Linked DNA regions of Mus musculus: region 2 is linked to region 1. A link is a loop called in an ENCODE intact Hi-C map of the cell type or tissue named here. Cell type or tissue: left cerebral cortex. All regions are shown on one strand. Links, peaks and the distances in the headings refer to the core of each region. The heading gives the core; the rest is flanking DNA.

What was found. Peaks named below come from ENCODE experiments on the same cell type or tissue, not always from the same donor. Only the 100,000 strongest peaks of a DNase experiment are listed, where the experiment ranks them.
Region 2: it touches region 1 in a loop (2.6-fold over the local background); 14 of 42 quality-filtered maps call a loop at or near these places.

Annotation. Positions count from the first base shown.
Region 1 is chr11:59,619,631-59,630,369 of GRCm38, reverse strand. No RefSeq gene overlaps it. Among named protein-coding and RNA genes, the nearest start is that of Olfr225, 12 kb to the right of the region's middle. In left cerebral cortex, for the core only: a CTCF peak has its summit at 5,948 (motif pointing left); a DNase peak (open chromatin) is centred at 5,932.
Region 2 is chr11:59,763,265-59,774,003 of GRCm38, reverse strand. Mprip (myosin phosphatase Rho interacting protein) reads right to left here. Exons shown (of 24, transcript NM_001368931.1): 17 at 9,477-9,624; 18 at 8,479-8,596; 19 at 7,117-7,276; 20 at 5,930-6,049; 21 at 4,705-4,791; 22 at 3,958-4,120; 23 at 2,302-2,387. It overlaps Gm51899 (a long non-coding RNA gene), which reads left to right and starts at 4,750. Exons shown (of 2, transcript XR_003949691.1): 1 at 4,750-4,833; 2 at 5,470-6,648. In left cerebral cortex, for the core only: a CTCF peak has its summit at 3,490 (motif pointing right); a DNase peak (open chromatin) is centred at 4,501; H3K27ac peaks cover 222 bases.

The DNA of each region.
Region 1 (10,739 bases), core at 1,294-9,293:
CCACCTGGGATCACTGGAAACAACCAATCTGGGTCCAAGGAAAAGCCTGCAAACCAATAAAGTGTGGCCTTGTCAGCATACCATACCCCAGCTCTAGGATACTGCCACAATGCATGGAACCCCATACGAGGTGACAGAAGGAACACAGGATGGGGAGGGGCTGAGGTCTCAAGCTAGATGGGTGGTTGTCAACCTCACACATAGTAGAACTGTTGTCTGTGACGATGAAAACCATGGCTAGAGGCCTTGTAGTTTCCCTGAGAATCAAGCCCCAACAGCTGTGTTCGGCCTGCTTCTGAATTCATTCAGAAAGCTAGGAAAGGGGCCAAGTCCATAGTTCCTTTTTAACCCTCCTTTCCCATCTGGCCTTGCTAACCAACCAGCCAGAGGAGTCCACTGCTCACAGAAAGCTCTGTACAAAAGACCGTCCCTGGAGAGGACTGCTCAATGCATTTTGCTCTTGGAACATCAGTAGAATCCGAGACCCCTATAAAGACAGTGAGGGAAAGCAGAGCCCACTCAGAGCAAACAGGGTGGAGAGAGATACAAGAAACAGAAAGAAGCAGTTGTATTTTATTGGAGACCCTGAGGGGATGTCAGCTCTCAAGGGGAGGAGCCTGAACTTGAACTATTCCATCTCCTCCATGCCTGGCCAACAGTGTGCACCCTAGGAGGAGTCAGTCTCCAGCATCCTTGTGGTGATCTCCAGGGGACAAGGCATCTGCATCCACCTGAGCTGTTTGAAATCAGACTGCCCTGGTACTCGATACAGGCTTCACTGCCACTCCTGGGATACATATTAGTCCCAAAACATGGGAGTCACTCAGGACTTGACTGCACTTCTTAATGACTACAAATAGGGCTCACTGGTACACATGTAAAAATCAATGTAAGGTGTGTCTGTCCTCAACTCCTGTGGAATCTTCTGTATTCATGTCTATGGAAACTAGTTTTTCTCCTTGAACACAAAGTACAAGGTGATGGTTTGACGCACACGATGCAGAGTGTGCCAAGAGTGTTTGGTGCTCTGTCTCCTTGGGCATATACCGTTTCCTTGTGACGAGAGCCCATGAACTTCCCACTTAAGAAAGAGATTTCTTTTTCATGCATCTCTTACTTACTTTGTGTGTGCACCTGAGTAGTAGCTATGTGTGTAGATGCCTGCAGTAGACAGAAGGAATGTGGTCTCCTGAAGTTATAGGTAGTTTTGTTATGAACTATGCCCCCGTGCAATGTGCATGCTGAGAACTAACCCCAGGTCCTCTGCCAGAGCAAGTGTTCTTAAGTGAGCCACCTCTCCAGCCCCACTCTCTTCAAGTCTTTAAAAACACATAATCACTTGTGAATAGATTCTTGGCTAGGGGTGAGAGTTTGTGTCTGCCCCCCCTTCCCTGTGCTGGAATTTGAGCCCTTGCAGGGTTTGTGCATGCTGCCACAGTATGTGGAAGTTCATATGGGCATCAATCCTGCTGTGTCTGGAGGACACCATTTCCTTGGAGCTGTCCATCACCCCTGGCTCTTACCATCTTTCTGCCCCCTCTTCCACATAGATCTGTAAACCTTGCATAGAGAGTCTTGAAGGGGAAAAATCAATTTTGTTCAATGCAGGGTCACTAGCTACTATATCAAAGCGTACTCCAGGGTAGGTCCCATGCCCAGGAGTAGTTTACTAACCAAAACAGACTCGATGTTGGGTTTTTTTTTTCATTGTTTGCTTTTTGGTTTGCTTTGGTTATTTTGCCTTTTGATGTTGTTGTTTTGGTTTGACCTTTGGGAAGGTGTTTTTGTTTTTGGTCTGATAGATAAAAAGAACATGAAGTTAGGTGGGTAGGCAAGTGGGGAGAATCTGAAAGGAGTTGGGGCGGGGGAATAATATGATCAAAATATATTACATGTAACTTGTTTTTAAATAAGAAAAGAACAAAAGCATAATAAATAGGAAACCACAATTACCACACTACACCAGGTGCTGGGACTTGCTCTTTCCTGAGCAACTGTGCCGAGACCTCTGACCTGTGCAACTGCTACCCAGCCTCTTCCCCCTCTGCCCCTTATCTTTTGATTCTGACAAATTTCAGAATAGGCTAGGACCATCGACATGTATTTCTCCAAGAACTTCAGCATACAGATTATTAATTCGAGGGAAATGATATGTTTAAAATCGTTAATGATGCAGAAGTTCAGATACACAGATCAAAGAGACTGCGATAATGAATACTTACGCACCATCCACTGTCTGCTGTCAGGATGGCCAAGGTTCCCCAGTCTTGCTTCTTATACCAAAAACAAACAAACAAAAAAATCACTTCATCCTAAAAAATCGTTTTAATTTAAGCCGTCAGAGTTGCATGTTCATGCAACCATAGCAATATCGGGTACAGTAGGTCACTATATTGGTGCTAAACCGCACTCGACACTGAAGAACCATTTCAAAGGAAGCACGGTTGAAACAGGTGTTGTAGTGTCTGTGAGGCCCTTTATTTACATGCAAACCCAAATGCATCGGATGAGAACAGCCGTATACACACGGACTCTTACAGAAACAATAGAAATGTGATATTAAAAGAGGGCCCATGGGTATGGGGCATCTGCCCTTGTGAAAATTCTATAAAGGATAAAAGGATGTACTGCTTCATCGATGCACATGGATGCACGTGGATGGGCCAGCACAGCAGCTCACACCTTCCTTGGATGGAAACACCACACAGTTGCATGTTTGCCAAAAATTGATGTCCTACTATGCAGTGTAACCAGATTTACATTTGTAACAGAGCAGATGGAGGTTCTTGTATAGCTCTGAAGATTTCTAAATTAGAAATATATATCACATATGTTTTTAGAAGTACAGCAGTGCCCTGAGGTGGACACATACCGGGAGGTAATAAACCTATGGTGGCAAGGATGGTTGTATTGGTCTGCACCAAACACAGATGTGTGTAACAGAAGTGATAAAAATATTATTAGAAATCAGGGCATATGAACATATTGTTCTAACAGTGCACCCTGATATTGACGAACAAGCTCAGAGGTAGAGCGATTCTAACTGATATTCTAGAATCCATGAGACCAAGTGTTCACAAGCTCATTCAAGCACATTGTAGACAAATACACTGCTACAGAAACACACACAAATGTAAACGTCTAGCAGGACTCAGGGGTGCTGGACATCCACACTCCTGGAATTATGACACGGGAGATCCGAGGTTGTACCACCACATCACTGCGTGTGAATGTGCTAGCAGAGCAGCTCGTTATCCATTTGTACAAAAAATTACACATTTGGATGTTTGCAAAAACCAATGTCCCAAAGCTGCAGCATAAACAGATGTGCTTACAGCAAAGCAAACAGGGGTGTTTTACAGCTCTAAACATGCCTGAAGAAGAACAGCAGGACATACATTATTAGGACCGCAGCAGAGCATCCTGATGAACCTGTAAACAGGAAAAAAAGTTAAAGGTGAGAATGGCTGTACTAGTCACACAGCATGCATGGAGACAGAGATGACAAAGGGTTTATTAGAAAGTGGTGCACATAGTTTTTTACAGCGGTGCATCTGGACATTGAAGAAGTCATTCAGAGGTAGAACAATCCAAGCTGCTATGCTATGATCCATGAGACCAAGTGTTTACAACCACATTTGAGCACATTGGAGAGCAGCTATACATCAATATACTGTCACAGTGAAATTATCCAGGCGAGATAATTATTGACAACCATGCCGATTAAACTAATTAAAAGTTTGGAGTTCTTTTTATTAATGGCGAGATCAAGAGTGACCTGTGCCGCTGTGAAGTCTCTTGGTGCCCCAGTCAGGTGTATGGCATTTAAAAAGAAAGGCACAGTTACATCAGTGTCTGACGTGGAAGTTACACTAGTAAGGGATTTGGAGTGGCCTAGAAACATCTTTCTTTACAATGCTCAGCTGTATATTCCAGACACTACATAATATGTTTGGACCATGGTCAAGTTCATAGACTGTTCCAAAAAGCGTTGCCAAGGCTGTTGGAGGATGGACGGCGAAGCATCTAGACAGACACAAAATAAAGTTGGCACGTGATGGGTTTCCGTAGTCATTTTATCCCTTACACCCCCTCCCTTTCTGTTACTTTCAAGTCTTAGACCTTGGCTAAGGGATAAATACTGGGTCCTGAGGATCATTAGTTTAACCAAGGCAATTTGTCTGATGAACTTTAAAAGTCATTTGACTATGCAAGGCAAGTCTTATAAAAAGGAAGTGGAAGGGGCCATTCAGGCCAACGAGGAAGGTTGTAAGCCATGGATTTTAATAAAATATTTTATGATACCAGGAATTATGTTGTCTTGTTTGTTTGTTTATTTGAGACAGGGTCTCACTTGCCTCTGTTTGTCCTGGAACTAACTCTGTAGACCAGGCTAGCTTGAACTCACGGAGATCTGCCTGCCTCTGTCTCTTGAGTGCTGGGACTAAAGGCATGAACCCAGCTGTACTGTTTCTTATCTAAATGATCTTTCATTTTTCATGAAGTTTATTTTTAATAATAATAAATATATAATGTTTTCTAATCATGTAGGATTTTAGAAGGCAATCTCTCTAATTCTGTCAGAAGGTAACTTTTAGCCTTGATTGCGGGAAGGTTTAAGAGTTTTGTGTCTGGTGGCACACACCTTTAGTTCCACCATTCAGGAGAAGCAGGTGGATCTCTGTGAGTTTGAGGACAGCCTGGTCTACAGAGTGAGTTCCAGGACAGCTAGAGCTACACAGAGAAACCCTGTCTCAAAAAAAAAAAAAGCAAAAACAAAAAACAAAACAAAACAAAACAAAAAGTTTTATGAGATCAGTTTTAAACATATGCTATTTGGCTCCAGTGTACTTTGTCTCTGTCAGGATTTTCCCAGTGCGGAATGAGGCAAGAGTAAAGGATTAAGCAGACAGTCTAGCCAGACTCAGAGGGCATATATAACCAAACAGGAGTATAGGTTGTGAAAGCCTTAGCTTGAGTGCATCTGGTCCAGGTAAGCTGGTTTCCATTTCTGCTCCTGGTTGGAACAGGCTTGTCATGGAAGTGATGAGTCCATGCAGGCATCCTTCAGGCGGGAGTCAGGTTTCTATTTCTGAAACTTCTTGATGTACACTTGGTCCCCAGGTCAGAATAAATGACAAGGCACCAAGAAAGGAACTGGATAGGTGTCTCGAACCCTAGAATAGATTGCAGTCTGGACCTGTTGGAGAGACTGGAGATTCTTCAGAAGAGACCAGTTAATAATGTCTGCAGCAATAGTCTCTTAAACAGGGTGGAAAAGGGGGGTGGCTTTCAAACATAATCTCATAGAGGAGGAATCCTGCCTTCTGAGGGGTTATATCTTGCTCTAGGAAAGGCCACGGGTAGAAAGTTGGGCCAACTTTCACTGGTTTTAAAGGCTAATTTAGAGAGGGTGGGATTGAGAATCTAGTTTATGTCTCTGACTTGTCCATAGCTCTGAGGTCTGCAGCTTTCAGGTTTTATATATACATATTTTGTTTTGTTTTGTTTTTTGAGACAGGGTTTCTCTGGCTGTCCTGGAACTCACTCTGCAGACCAGGCTGGCCTCAAACTCAGAAATCCACCTGCCTCTGCCTCCCAAGTGCTGGAATTAAAGGCATATGCCACCATGCCTGGCTAAAAATAAGTGTTTTTAAAAGAATATTTACCAATAACGATAATATGCTTTATATAATGACAAAAAGTCTATGGGATTCCATAATACCACAGCACATTTTAAAAATTCTATGGATAATCTGAACAACACTGTATCTTCTAAGGAAGTGGAACTGTGCTTTTAAAAAGCATTCAGCTAAGCTTATAGCTTTAAGAAAACAAAAACGGAAGCTGGAGAGATGGCTTGGCAGTTAAGCACACTGGCTGCTTTACCAGAGCTCATATAGTGGCTCAAAAGTACGGTTCCAGGGGATCTGATGCCCTCTTCTGGCCTTCACAGGCAATGGGCGTGCACATGGTACAGTTACAGACATGCAAAGCAAACACTCATACACATAAAAAAATGTTCCTTTACTCGGTATCCCTATCTGTGTCCCCTCCCACAGTTCCTCCCTTATCCCCATCCCCTTCTCCTGTGAGAGGGTGTAGGTCCCCCGAGTATTCTTGTCCAGCCTTGGCATATCATGTCTCTGTGGGGCTAGGCACATCCCCTCCTAGTGAGACCAGACAAGACAGATGGAAGAACATAGTCCACAAACAGGCAGCAGCTTTTGGGATAGCCCTGCTCCAGTTGTTCAGGACCCACATGAAGACCAGGCTACACATCTGCTACAGATGTGGGGGTGGGGTGGAGCTCTAGGTCCAGCCGGTGTATGCTCTTTGGTTGGTAGTTCAGTTTCTGAGAGCTCCAAGGGTCCAGGTTAGTTGACTCTTTTGGCTTTCCTGTGGAGTTCCTATCCCCTTTTGGTCCTTCAGCCCTTCCCCCAACTCTTCCAATAAGAGTCCCCAAGCTCCATCCTCTGTTTGGCTGTGGGTCTCTGCATTTGTCTGAGTCAGCTGCTGGGGGACTTATTTCCATTCATTCTCATGGCCATCTGGCCATCTCTTCTGTCCCTCCCCACTCCTGATCCTGAACCCCCCACACTCCCCTCTCCCACCCTGTTCCTTCCCTCCATCTGCCTCCTATGGCTATTGTATTCCCCCTTCTAAGCCTCTAAGAGGACAGCCACGCTAGACTCCTGTCTGCAAGCATAGCAGAGTATCATTAACAGTGTCAGGGATTGTTGCTTGCCCATGGCATGGTTCTCTAGTTGGACCTGCTATTGCTAGGCTGTTTCCCCAGTCTCTGCTCCTTCCCCATCCCTGCATTTCTTGTAGATAGGATAAATTTGGGGCTGGATGTTTTGTGGGTGGGTTGGTGTCCCAATCGATCCACTGGAGTTCCTGCCTAGCCTTTTCAGGTTCCATATCCCCAATGCTGTGAGTCACAGCTAAGGTCGCCCCCTCCCATTGATTCTTGATTATCTCTCCTACCCCAGGTCTCTGGCAAATTCTTGAGATCCACCCCCACCTTCCCACCCCCATCAGTTGCAGATTTCCATTCCTTTTCTTTTCTTTTTTCTTTTTTTGGTTTTTCGAGACAGGTTTCTCTGTATAGCTCTGGCTGTCCTGGAACTCGCTCTGTAGAGCAAGCTGCCTTGAACTCAGAAATCCACCTGCCTCTGCCTCCCAAGTGCTGGGATTGAAGGCATGTACCACCACTGCCCCGCTCTCCATTCATTTTCATGGCCATCTGGCCATCTATCTTGCCCCTCCCCGCATCTGATCCTGAATGACCCCCCCCCTTTCCCCTCCACATCTCCTCTCCCACCCTTTTCTCCCTCCATCTCTCCCTCCTCCTATGACTATTTTATGCCCTCTTCTAAGTGAGATTCAAGTATCCTTGTTTGGGCCTTCCTTCTTGTTTAGCTTCTTTGAGTCTGTGGAGTGTAACATGGGTCTCCGGTATTTTATGGCTAATATCCACTTATAAGTAAGTATATACCATGCATGTTCTTTTGGGTATGGATTACCTCACTCAGGATGATATTCTCAAGTTCCACCCATTTGCCTGCAAAATTCATGATGTCTTAGTTTTTAATAGTTGAATATACTCCATTGTGTAGATACATCACATTTTCTTTATACATTCTTCAGTTGAGGGGCATCTAGGTTGTATCTAGTTTCTGGTTATTATGAATAAATCTGCTATGAACATGTTTGAGCAGATGTCGTTGTGAGATGGTAGAGCATCTTTTGGGTATACACCCAGGAGTGGTATAGCTGAGTCTTGAGGTAGAACTACTCCCAGTTTTCTGAGAAAATGCCGTATTGATCTACAAAGTTGTTGTACAAGTTTGCACTCCAACCAGCAATGGAGGAGTGTTCCCCTTGCTCCATACCCTCGCCAGCATGTGCTGTCACTTGAGTTGTTGATATTAGTCATTCTGATGTAAGATGGAATCGCAGAATTGTTATGATTTGCATTTCCTTGATGACTAAGGACTTTGAACATTTCTTTAAGTGCTTCTCAGCCACTTGAGACTCCTCTGTTGAGAATTCTGTTTAGCTCTGTTCCCCATTTTATAATTGGGTTGTTTGGGTTGTTAACTTCTTGAGTTTTTCATAAATTTTGGATATTAGCTCTCTGTCAGATGTAGACTCAGTGAAGATCCTTTCTCAATGTGCAGGCTGCCATTTTGTCCTATGGACAGTGCCCTTTGGCTTACAGAAGCTTTAGTTTAATGAGGTCCCACCTAGCAACTGTTGATCATAGAGCCTGAACCATTGGTGTTCTGTTTAGGAACTTGTCTCCTGTACCAGTGAGTTTAAGGCTATTCCCCACTTTCTGTTTTATTAGATTTATTATATCTGTTTTTATGTTGAGGTCTTTAATCCACTTGAACTTGAGTTATGTGCAGGGTAATAGATATGGATCTATTTGCATTCTTCTACATACAGACATCCAGTTAGACCAACACCATTTGTTGAGATACTTTCTTTTTTCCATTGTATGGTTTTGCCTTCTTTGTAAAAGTTAAAGTATCCATAGGTGTGTGAATTTATCTCAGGGTCTTCAATTTGATTCTATTTGTTTTGCCTTTTTGGGGTTCTTTGTGTGGTTTAGGTATCAGGATGACTGTGGCTTCGTTGAATGAGTTTGGCAGTGTTCCTTCTGTTTCTATTTTGTGGGATAGTTTGTGGAGTATTGGTAGTAGCTCTTTTTGAGGTGTGGTAGAATTCTGAACTAAAACCATCTGGCTCTTGGCTTTTTTTTTTTTTTTTTTTGGTTGAGAGATATTTGTCTGCTTCTATTTCCTTAGGAGTTACAAGGCTCTTTAAATCATTTCCCTGATCTGGATTTAACTTTGGTAAGTGGTATCTGTCTAGAAAGTCGTCCATTTTGTTAAGATTTTCCAATTTATGTGGAGTACAGACGATTGAAGTAAGACCTCATGGTTCTTTGAATTTTCTCAGTGTCTGTCATTATGTCCCTCTTTCATTTCTGACTTTGTTTATTCAGATAAGGTCTCTCTGTCTTTTGGTTAACTTGGCTAAGGGTTTGTCTATCTTGTTGATTTTCTTAAAGAACGAGTTCTTGGTTTCATTGTATTTCTTTCTTTGTTTCTGATTGATTTCAGCCCTGATTTTGATTAGATTATTTCCTGCTTTTTCTACTCCTCTTTGTGTGTGCTTGCTTTTCCTCCTCCCCTCCTCCTCTTCCTCCCCCTTCTTCTGTAGAGCTTTTAGATGTACTTTTAAATTGCTGGTATGAGAACTTTCTAATTTCTTTGTGGAGGCACTTAGTGCAATGAATTTTCCTCTTAGCACTGCTTTCATCGTGTCCCATTAAATTGGGTATGTTGTGCCTTCATTTTCATTTACTTCTAGAAAGTCTTTAATTTTCTTTTTTATTTCTTTTCTGACTCAGAGATCATTGAGTGGAGTGTTGTTTAATTTTTATGTGTGCGTAGACTTTCTGGTGTTTCTGTTGTTGTTGAAGTCCAGCTTTAACCCATGGTGGTCTGATAAGATGCAAGGCATTAATTAAATTTTCTTGTATCTGTTGAGGCTTGCTTTGTGACCAACTATATGGTCAATCTTGGAGAAGGTCCATGCAGTGCTGAGAAGAAAGTATATATTTTTGTGTTTGAGTGAAATATTCTGTAGATGTCTGTTAGGTCCATTTGATTCATAATGTCTATTGTTAGCTTTATTATTTCTCTTTTAGTTTTTGTCTAGATAATCTGTCAATTGCTGAGAGTGGTGTGTTGAAGTCTCCTACTATTAACGTGTGGGGTTTGATGTGTGATTTAAGCTTCAGCAATGAACAATGTTTCTTTTTACAAATGTCGGTGCCCTTGTGTTTGGGGCATAGATGTCCAGAATTGAGATATTATCTTGAAAGATTTTTCCTTTGATGAGTATGAAGGGTTTTTCCCTGTCTCTTTTGATTAATTTTGGTTGCAAGTCTATTTTACTAGGATGGCTACTCTAGCTTGCTTCTTTGGTCCATTTGCTTGGAAAACTTTGTTTCCAGCCTTTTACTCTGAGGTAATGTCTATCTTTTATTTCTGAGGTGTGTTTCTTGTATGCAGCAGAATGATGGATCCTGTTTTCTCCTCCATTCTGTTAGCCTGTGTCTTTTTATTGGGAAATTGAGTCCACTGATGTTGAGAGATACTAATGGCCAGTGTTAATTCCTGTTATTTTGATTTTGGTGGTGTTAGTGTGTGTGTTTCCTTCGTTTTTGCTGGTATGGAATTACTTATTTCCTGTGTTTGCTTGGATGTAGTTGTCCTTGGATTGGAATTTTCATGCTAGTTTTTCTGTAGGGCTGGATTTGTGGATAGATATTGTCTAAATTTGGATATGTCTTGAAATATCTCGTTTTCTCCATCTATGATGATTGAGAGTTTTGCTAGGTATAGTCGTCTAGGTTTGTATCTGTGGTTTTTTTTTTAGAGGCTGCAAGATATCTATCCAGGCCTTTCTAGCTTTTTGAGTTCCTGTTGCGAAGTCGGGTGTAATTCTAATAGGTCTGCCTTGGTCTGTTACCTGGCCTTTCCCCCTTGCCACTTTTAATATTCTTTCTTTGTTCTGTAGATTTTGTGTTTTGATTATTATGTGGTAGGAAGATTTTTCTTTTCTGGTCCAGTCTAATTGGTGTGCTATAAATTTCATGAATGTTTATCTCTTTATTTAGATTAGGAATTTTTTTCTTCTATGATTTTGTTGAGAAT
Region 2 (10,739 bases), core at 454-8,453, 140 kb before region 1:
GGTCCCAATCACGACCCAGCACAGGTCTCTCTCTTAACAGGGCTCCTGGGACGCTCCAAGCGCACAAAGGCAGCACACATGCACTGCCATCTCGGGCCCCACTTTGTGCATGCGTGTGCTGAGGTTGGACACAGAGCACAACAATGGAACTGGGTCCCCATGCAAATCCTGAAAAATCACGTGAGAAACAGCTCAAGGTCTCTGCCCTCCTGCTTGTTCTGAGGGTCAGGTGTCCTCTGGAAACCAATGTCCTTTCCCACCTACCAGGGCTCTAGTGACTCCAAGAACACAGAGCTACTCTAGCACTGTGTGACTAGTGACCCTGCTTAGTACAAGAGCCCTCCATGGCTCTCAAGGCTGTCTTTGCCATAGGGATCTTGCTAGAACAGAGCCTCCCTGTTCCTAGCATTACCACTACCCAGTCCCTTGTTACTGAGCCGTGTGCTGGGTATCCCCACAAGTTCACAAGTAGATGGCACACCTCATTACATATCTTCTTCATGGTGCCCATCCCTGGATATCCTTTCTTATTCTGACCCAAAAGCCACTTGTTCATAGTGACCACTGTGCTTTCTGAGGGCTTCTGGGCAAGAGCTGAGTTTAACCTTAGGTTGGAGAAAGTAGTCTCCAATATGCTTAAACCACATTAGCATATAAGTTAGCTTGGAACTAGAAAACAAAACAGATTAGTTAAAAAAGCCAATGTTAAAATCCTTGGGCTTTTTCAATACTCTTCTCTAAGGCAACCTTGTTTCCTCTAAGTTCAAGCTGATTGCCCTTGCTGGCTTCTGTCTTGCTGGAAGGTAGAGAGACTCATGTAGAGTAGGAACTGGCACGCCTGGGTACTTACTGCCGGTGGGACCAACCAGGCCAGGGCCCTTAAGCTGTTATCACTGTATAAAAAAGGTCAACATGTATCCTTGGGGCACAACATTCCTGGCACTGAACTCCACATGGCCAACTCTACTACCTTCTACGGGGAGACACACTTTTGTATTGCATGAAAAACAAAAGCAGGTCGTGTTTATCCCTGTGTGAATGGTTGACAGGCCTTTAGGAACAAAATAATTTCTAAGACTCTACCCATGCAGTATTGATCAGTTCCACACAGAACAGCACAACTGGGATCTGTTCTATCTGCAGGGGTCTCCCCAAAACAGCCTTGTTACCCCCTGGCTATCTGCAGGGTCTCCCCAAAAAAGCCTTGTTACCCCCTGGCTATCTGCAGGGGTCTCCCCAAAACAGCCTTGTTACCCCCTGGCTATCTGCAGGGGTCTCCCCAAAACAGCCTTGTTACCCCCTGGCTATCTGCAGGGGTCTCCCCAAAACAGCCTTGTTACCACCTGGCTATCTGCAGGGGTCTCCCCAAAACAGCCTTGTTACCACCTGGCTATCTGCAGGGGTCTCCCCAAAACAGCCTTGTTACCACCTGGTTATCTGAGGTCTTTCATGAGAGTGCAGTGCTTGCCAGACTCAGTGGGTATCTACTATCTCCCTGCAATTTGTTTCCAAGACAGGAGACAGGAGCTCAGTGTCGTGCAAGTCACCCAGTATGCATGCTGGATTGTGCCCACCCGTCAAGATGAGGAGGCCTTGGGCAGGCTCAGCTCTGTGGAGAGGTTAGAGTGCCAACTTCCAGGACAGTTATTGAGATCTCATGTAGACTGGGTGTGTGTTTGTCAGAGAAAGATGAGTGAAGATAATTACATAGAGATGTGCTATGGAGGTGTGAGAGTGCATGCAGAGCCGCCTGTGAGGGCAGTGGGCAGAGTGAGAAGTGGTTTACCTATACGACAGGGGACTTGGAAGCGGGCGCGACTCAGTTATCCCATGAGACCTGCTCAATTACGGACTGTCAGAGGAAAGAGCAAAAAATAAGACACACACACAATCAGTTCTAAATGCAGCACGCTGGCCAGGCCCTCTCCCCCACCCCCCAGACACATCCATCTGAGAGCACACTGGGATCCTTGACTTCATTTCTCCAAGGTTGGCAGCGTCAGTGTGATTACAGAGATGTGCAGTGAACAGACATACAGTGGAGCCAAGAGGTCAGATTTACCCCACCTTCTGAGAGGCTCAAGATTCGTATGAGACACGAATCTCTTCATGTCTTGCTTCTTGAAGCCCTGGCCCTGAGATGGTTCTGCTGACATGGAACATGGTTCTTGAAGCCACTAGAATCATCTGAACATTGTGACTACATGGCTGGGCTAGGGCCTGCACTGTAGTGCCTGTACTGGGTTTGATCTTGCCAGCATCATCTAGTCCCACCTCATCTATAAGCTGGACCTCACTCACCTTGGACCTGATGTTTCTGAGTTGCCGGGTAACACAGGATCTGTCTTTCTTCAGGAAGTCAGGATTGCTTTTAGATTTCATTATGTCTGAAGGAACAAAAAGACTCATTACTTTTGCTTTCTACAATCTTGTGAACCAAACAGAACATATGGGAGGTTCTGAGTTCACTAGCATAGTGCACCCATACATTTCCTAAATCCAATAACCAACCAAGCACTGGAGCACTGGGTTCCCACTGGGGTTTAAGCTACACACATAATACTGTTAACAAAGGATAGGATCTCCTACTCTGGAATTAGACCTTGACTTCTGGGCATACCAACTGGCCTCATTATCTCTAGCTGATTTCTGACACAGGACTAGTATCAAAAGGAATCAGTCCATATTCTTTTCATTATCCACCCATCAAGAAAACAGCTCTTAGAATGTCTTAAACACAAATGACAAAGGTGTACACTGGGCCATACCACAAAGTATGTCAGGGTGTGGGGCTTTCCTTGTTTACTCAAATCTCAAAAAATTCTCTTTACATCAACATAAAAACACCTCCCTGTCTTCCCACAGTCAGTCTGCACCGCTGAGTGGACTGTTGTGTGCACGGCTGTCCATGGATGATGCTTAGCACTCGGCAATGTGTGGCACTTGTCTACAGATGCAGTACTCTGTGAATACTCTTCCGAGGTTAGTTATCACGGCAGGACAAAAGAACACACACTTCCTCCCTCTAATGCCTCAGCTTCTTGGCTTCCTACCCAGTGACCATGGTGATCACCGTTTTACAGTGAGCTAGACTGTAAACTGTGCTGTTGTCAGCAGCCTTCCAGAACAGCCGTGTCTGTGTCCCATGAGCAACACAGAGGACTGTCCCAGCAGGCACATTTGAATGCTGTCATGGATACTGTTCCTGAATTTGCTGAAGGAATGTTCAGTTACAGGGATATTAGGGGATTTGAACAGATTTTCAGTTTGCGGGGCTTTTATAAAGAAAGGGTCATGATGAAGTTAAGATGAACTCGTCAGTTATCAGAAAGAATCCAACAGTACGTGGCTCAGCAGCCTCTTTCCCCGCTGTGCTGCACAATACCTGGATATTTTCTCCAATAATTCTTCTTCTTCTTCTTTTCTTTTTTTTTTTTAAAGATTTATTTATTTCATGTATGTGAGTACACTGTTGCTGTCTTCAGACACACCAGAAGAGGGCATCGGACCCCCATTACAGATGGTTGTGAGCCACCATTTGAACTCAGGACCTCTGGAAGAGCAGTCAGTGCTCTTAACTACTGAGCCATCTCTCCAGTCCGTGCCTGGATCTTTTCAGCCAGCACAAAAACAGGTCAGTTTTGTTGTTCTTGAACAGGCTGTAGGTTCCTTCTGTTCTGCTTGCCTGTGGCCCTCAAAGATTTTATGGCTAAACATTTAGATTAAGGAACTAGCAAGAACTCCCCCTACCTGCTTAAGTTTTTCAGAAACAGATAGTATGACCCCTTGTTTCTATGGAAGCAGCTCTGTGTAAAGGAGCTGCAGGATATGGGAGGAGCAGCTCGCGGGGGAGCCCGTGCATGTGGGCCTAAAGGAGATTTGGGATGGCTCAAGACAGTTTTTTGGGTTTGATTCAAGTGCCAAAACATCTTCACGAGGAGCACCCAGATCGCTCACCATATCCTGACACAGTAGTGCCTTCAGGAGATTTCTCGCCCAGTGCCTCTGTGGCTGCTTTCAGCTGCTCCTTCAGCCTGCTGATGTCGCAGTCAGCCTTGGCCTTGGCAATGCTGAGCTCAGTGTAGATGTCTTTGTACTTGTCACTAGCATACTTCTTATCCTGGACAGATAAAGGCACAAGTGAGTGGCGGCTGCAGACAGGGTGTCAGACTCACTCGGAAATGGCCCTGTACCCTCCCTCTCTGAGGCAAAGACTGAACACTAAAGAAAACATGATGCAGGAAGTAGATGACTACAGGGGGCAAGCCTGCTGTGGTCCTGACTGTCTAACAGTTCCTTGTGGAAGTCAGTCAGGGAGAGCCTCTAGGTTTTAGATTTGTTAAGTGACCTGATCACACCAAGGATTCCATCATTACTTTCTGACTCCAGAAATTCCTTTGAGATGGGTCCAACTAGACCAGCCTAAATGGCAGACCAAGCCTCACTTCACCCACATAGCACTCTGTGTTACTGTACCTATCCAAATGCATGGAAACACAGACCCACCACCGCCTGACTAGAGGCTTCCTTCTGACTGCCCTACTTCTGAGGCATATGCTCAGACGCTGGTATTTTAAGGGAACCTGACTTTAGGACTGCAATCTTGTAGAGTGTCCTGCCATGAAAAAGTGAGCCCAGCAGGACCTGGTCAGACCTCTCAGCTTTCACCCCTCTTTGTCCTGCCTCCACACCCTTGGCCCTTACCCGCAGGGCTGTCTGGAGTTCATCCTTGAGGGAGCTGATCTCCTGTTTCAGGTACTGGATTTCTGACTCTTTGACCCGCAACAAGACCTATAAGAAGAGGGAAAATGAGGACTGACTCTCAGGAACCAGGTATCCTGTAGTCTGCATATACAGAGCATGGCTGGCAGACAGTTGCTTTGTACATTTCGGGGAAGAGAGCCAACCCTTACTGACACTAAACAGAACACACGACTTAAATACTGCTCAGTGCTTCTACAGAAATGGAAAGGGGAAAATACTGTTAGCCTTGCTAGTCCAGAGGCATGAGGACTACACTGAGTTCCCACTACTGACTTGCTTGCTCCCGGAGATGTAGCTGTCAAGGTCTAGATACACTGTTCCTATAGGAATTTCTGCCCACCCTAGCCAGCTCCTCTTGTTCACTTGTCTGAGTCACCTATAAAGGAAAACCTTAACCTAACTGGGGTCCTCTTGAGGATGCCCTACATCCTCATTTGGTGGTTCTCAAACTTCCTAATGCTGCAACCCTTTAATACATGTTGTGCTGACCCTCAACCATAAAATTATTTTGCTGCTACTTCATATCTGTAATTTTGCTACTGTTATGAATTGTAATATAAATATATAATAGGTATGATATCTGACGTGTGCCCCAGGGGGACTCTCAACCCACATGTTGAGAACTCTAATATGTGAGAATTAGAGTCTTTCCTTTCTCTCTCCCTCTTTCAACGGTTGTTTTTTGCTTTTGCTTTTTCTTTCTAGCCTTCTCTGGAATCCTCTTGCTTCAGCTTCCTAAGCAGTTGGGAGTACATGTGCTTGCCACTGCAGAATGAGCTGTTGTGATTGAAAACAAACATCCTGGACTCCGAGAAGTTAAGTCATAATAGAATCTGAGAACAGCAGGATTCCTGTAGCCCTGAAGATCCTCATGGCATCTAGAGGGACCCCTGTTTCTGCCTGTGGACCTCAGGGTACTTGTCAGCTAACCAATGACTTTGGGCCTTCCCATAGCTTTCAAAAGTTAGCTTGAAGCTTTCTTTTCTTGTAGCTGCTACAGAGCTAGAGATGAACCCAGAGTTTTGCATGTAAGCAGGCATTCTTCTATTGAACTGTACCCTTCTGGCCTTTTCTTAAAATCTGGTCCCTCAATGACTCTAAGATAAAGAGCTTTAGTATGACCCAGGAGCTCCTGAATAAGGCAGTGCCTTGCTTCTTACAGTACCTCTAACTCATAGGCATCCTTGCCCTGTGTGAGAGGCAACCCAGTGGACTCCCCACCACCGTCTCCAGTCAGTAGTGTCCGCAACCGTGTGATCTCCGCAGCCAGGCGGTTATTCAGCTCCTGGGGGACAACAGCACAACACAACAGTGACCATCCCCACACACAGTTGCATAAGACACTAGAGAAGGTCACTTCTTAACCAGTAGCGTACAGAGGCCTAAGAATGGAGCCCCCAAGCCTTGTGCATGTTCAGTGCTATGTTTAAGGTAGACATTTAAGGATACATAAAAGCTGTTCATATAGGTTGTGAGGCTATGTGAGGACTTATAACCTGTCAGAAATTGGTTCTGAGACCTCTATTAGGCACCAAATTCTGTGGATGTTCAAGTCCCATTACAAATGGCATACAATATCTGCATAATCCTCCCATATACAATAGGCTGTCTCTACATTATGTCTAATACCCAGTACCATCCACACAATTCCTAAGTCCTTAGCTGTAACGTATTATGCAGGGAGGAGGGATAAGAAAATAGTAGATGTCCACTGCAAATGACTGTTTTCCTCCCTGGAACATTTGCTATGTTTGGTCAGCTGAATTCAGAACTGATTCAGAACTCATAGCAGCAAAATGCCAATTGTGTCTCTAGAGCGAAGATTCCATGGATCTTAAAATTAAAATCGTTCTGCTGTGGGCAGTGTTATCTTTTCCCACTTGAGCTCCCAAAGATTACTCTACTTCTGTCCCTCCAATTTCTCACGCCTTTCTGACTGGTAAGTGCTCTTCTTCAAGCCACTGCAGTGGTTCAGTGACTCCCAAGTAGTTACACCCACAGTGCAGTGTGGTTTGAGAAGGCACAGAGGGCAAGCATGACAGACGGAGCAGGCAAAAATAGGGTGTTGATAGAAGAGCTTATATTGAACTCAGTATCATATCCCACTCATCTGGGATTCTAGTGAACCCCAATTTTCTAAGGAGCACTAAATTTTAAGAACATGACTTATAGAAACAAATGTGAGAGAGTAAGCCCAGCACTGCAGGACAGAGACCCCAACTCTGAGATACTTCAACTAGAGGACTAGAGATTCAGAGAAGTCACCAGATTCTTAAGTCTCAGGAAGGGCAGATGTGGTAGTATCATGGCCAGTAGCCCAAATGAAGGTGGGGCTTAGCTTTTTGGCCTTACCTGGTTGTGGGCGTTGAGCTCCTGGTTCTCACGCTGGCATTGCCGCAGGGCCTGACGCTCGGCCTCCAGCGCCTGGGCTAGGTGTGCATTCTCCAGGCACTTTTGGGAGTACTGCTCTGAAAGGACTTCCAGCTCCCGCTGCACTGACTGCAGCTCCTCCCTGCAGAGAGAGGGGATGCTCAGCCCTGCCCCCACTGCAGGACCCGGACGGCTAGACAGTGATAGCACAGTGTCTGCCCACAGAATGTCTGGGACACTTTGCAGAAATGACTCTATCTTTTCTGGGCTAGCCACAGCTGGCACACTGGTGATGCTACTAGGGGGCAGAACCAGTGTGACAGCAGAGCTGTGTTTCTGAGAGGTCATAGGTGGAGAGCACCACTTGGGCAGTGTATCATTTCAAAGCACAGACACTCGGCACAACAGGAAACCAGTCCTGGAGGGACTCTTCTCAGCACCCCATGGCCAGAAGAGTCGAGAAGGACCTTCTAGATGAGCCTCCAGTCCAGGAAGCCTGACCACTGGACTTCTTGAGTTGTTGCTTTTAGCCCCAGAACACTCCAGAGACCTCAGCAAAGTCTTATCCATAGATACTTCTGGTACTAACCCAAGGGTCCCCTCCCCGAAGTGACTCCTACCGAGGAAAACGTCACAAGGTGTTTCCATGCTGCACTTTGTGCTACGTGTGTAGTCAGTTCATGAGAATCCTAGAACACCGTGGCTACTTTCTTTCTTTCTTCTTTTTTTTTTTTTTTTTTTTTGGTTTTCTGAGACAGGGCTTCTCTGTATAGCCCTGGCTGTCCTGGAACTCACTTTGTAGACCAGGCTGGTCTTGAACTCAGAAATCCACCTGCCTCTGCCTCCCAAGTGCTGGGATTAAAGGTGTGCGCCACCACCGCCCAGCTGTGGCTACTTTTAACACAAACTGCTGTGGTATACCAAGCATAAAACACCAGCTAGACCCTGGTTCCTTTTAAGGTGCTGATATAGTAGCAGTGGTCCAAACAAATTGGGGGATGATGTCTGCAGTCAACCCTAATAAGTACAAAGTACTTTGTTTCGTTTTAGAATAGGGTCTCCATATACAGTCCAGGCTGGCTTCAGATTTGTGGCAATCTTCCAGCCTCAGGCTACTAAGTACTGGGATTACAAATATCATCATGTCTAGCTTAAGTTATGATTTTAAAATGTCACTTGTTACATTTGTTTATCTGCATCTTAAGGCTCAGTCTTGAGAGCAAAGTAGTGTGGGTTGTCGTTAGAACCAAGGTCTCCTCGCCTCCCCAAGAGCATCCTTAAAGCTGTCTTAGACTTGGTAAAGTAGCCCTCTCCCACAGGGCTCTCACAGGGTTGGTGACTCACAGGTACTGTCGCCTCAGGGCTTCTATGTCTGAATTGATGCTGCTGATCTGAGACCGCTGGCTCTTCTCTAACTCTCGTTCCATCTCCTCTCGGTGAGCATTCTTCATGGCTTCAATGGCTGCAGGAAGGACATAACCAACCTTCAGCAACAAAATCTAGGGCTACAAGTGGCAGTGTCTCTACTAGATTATCCCTCCACAAGGCCAATGATAGGCTAATGTAATGTCTGTCCCCTGTTGACTCTGATTTCAGCAGCAGTAGGACTCCCTCTCTGGGATAGATAAAGGCTGAAAAAATTCACAAACTAATTCCCCCTGGCTACAGGTATGTTATATTTGCTATCAGAAAAACTCTACAGTAATTAGGTAAATGTCAATGCTCTCTTCACACATGAGTTTACAAATTAAGTGTCTGAGAGCTGCTTCACTTTCCCCTGCTGTTAACATAAGCCACTGAAACTTCAACATGACATGGGTGAGAAACACTTGCAGGGGCTGTGTTAGAGTATATCCATGCTCTGTCGAAGATTACTCCAAGTGAGGGACGCCTATTGGGGACCATCTCTGCAATGTCACAAATAGCTGGGGCACTAGCTTTTAGTTTGGAGGCTCTCAATAGATTTCTCTAGCTAGTCCTTGACTCACTTTGAATCTTCAAATACCTCTCTCCAAAATGAAGCTTAAGGCTATGGCTGGCACTGATTTGGACTAGTACCATGCATGGAACCATGTTTAATCTCCAGCAATACGTTCACAGGGTGGGACGGTACATGTCTTTTATCTGTTACTCCAGCACGGGGAAGTGAGTGGAGGAGAGTGGGTTCAAGGTTATCCTCATGTACATAGCGAGTTTAAGGATGGCCAAGGATAGAGATGCTGCCCACCACCACCCACTAAGAAGTTAAATCTTAGGGAAAAGCAATGTTAAGGCCAATCCTCTTGTGAACTACAGGTTCAGCCCAAGACATGGGAAACCTGTGCTCGTGGACTTAGTCCCACCTGATATGGTGGCAGCTGTCTCCTCAGCCAGGAGGCGGTCTTTTTCCTCCCGCAGCTTCTCTAGCTCCCGCTGGTGTTGCCTCTGTAGGTCTTCAATCTTCTTCTGATGTGTCTCCTCCATGGCGGCAAAGCCTCGCTCACATGTAGCCTGCAGAATGGAAGAGGGCTTATTGGTTTTTCTTTGCTTCCAAGTGGCTGTCCTGTGTAATAAATAAGGTAGCCACCTGCTTGGTTCAGGAAATTATATGGTCTCAAGATGTGGCTTGTGATTCTAGCATCAAGTACCTAGGCTGTGTGTAGCTTTGTCCTGGGACTGTGTGGCATCACAACCAGGTAGCACATATATTGGTTAGAGTAGCAGATATGCTCGGACAAATGTGCTAGGTGGAGAGAGTGAGGTTCATCTTCTGTGGGCTGGGGAAACAGGGCTGATTTCTGGGAGCTGAGGAGCCTCGGCTGTTTTCTAAACCTCAAGGATGTCCTCACACGAGCCAGAGCGGAACCAACATCTTTACTGCCAGCCTGTGCCTTCTCCCTTCTCTCTTTTAAAGGAGAGCAGAGGCTACCCACTGAGAACCTTACTACCTTCCAAGCAGAATAGATAATGAGTCCTAGGGGGACTCATTCCCCATTCCTCAAAGCCATGGAGCCCCAGGCCTGGCCTGTTAGGGCTGCCCTCCCCAACCAAGCAGTAGTGCATGCCCTGTTCCATCTGCAGCTCACAGCTACTTTGACTGTGGGTCATTCCTTAGAACCTTGTGATAGCCACTTCTGGGCAAAACAAGCTTTCTCATGATTTAAAGAAACTGAAGAAATGTTATTCTAACTCTGTGTTCCCACCCCATCATTTTGCTGGATTCAATAAAGAACACCAAGCATCCAATCATTAGGCTTTGATATTGTTTCCTGAGCCTCACATTACTGAGGGTCGTTTCCAAGAGCCTCTATTCAGCACCTTTACATTCCTGCTTCCATTCTGAGGCTGAGTGCAGTGTGTGTGCTGTACCAGTCACCTTCTCTACATAGCCTGTTTAGTGTGCCTGCAGTTTAAATGGAACTTATCATAGACTGTTTGCTGTGGAAGTTTCTGCTTGTCGAAGTCTATTAGTGCTTTTTTAAATTTTGGCTTATTTCAGGTTCTAAGGTCCATATAATGGATGCCTGCCCTATAGGAAGTCTCTTCCGTTTTATTTTGATTTGAACATCTTGGAATACATGCAGATAGGGTTCAAAATTCCTATAACAGATACTAATGTATCCTTA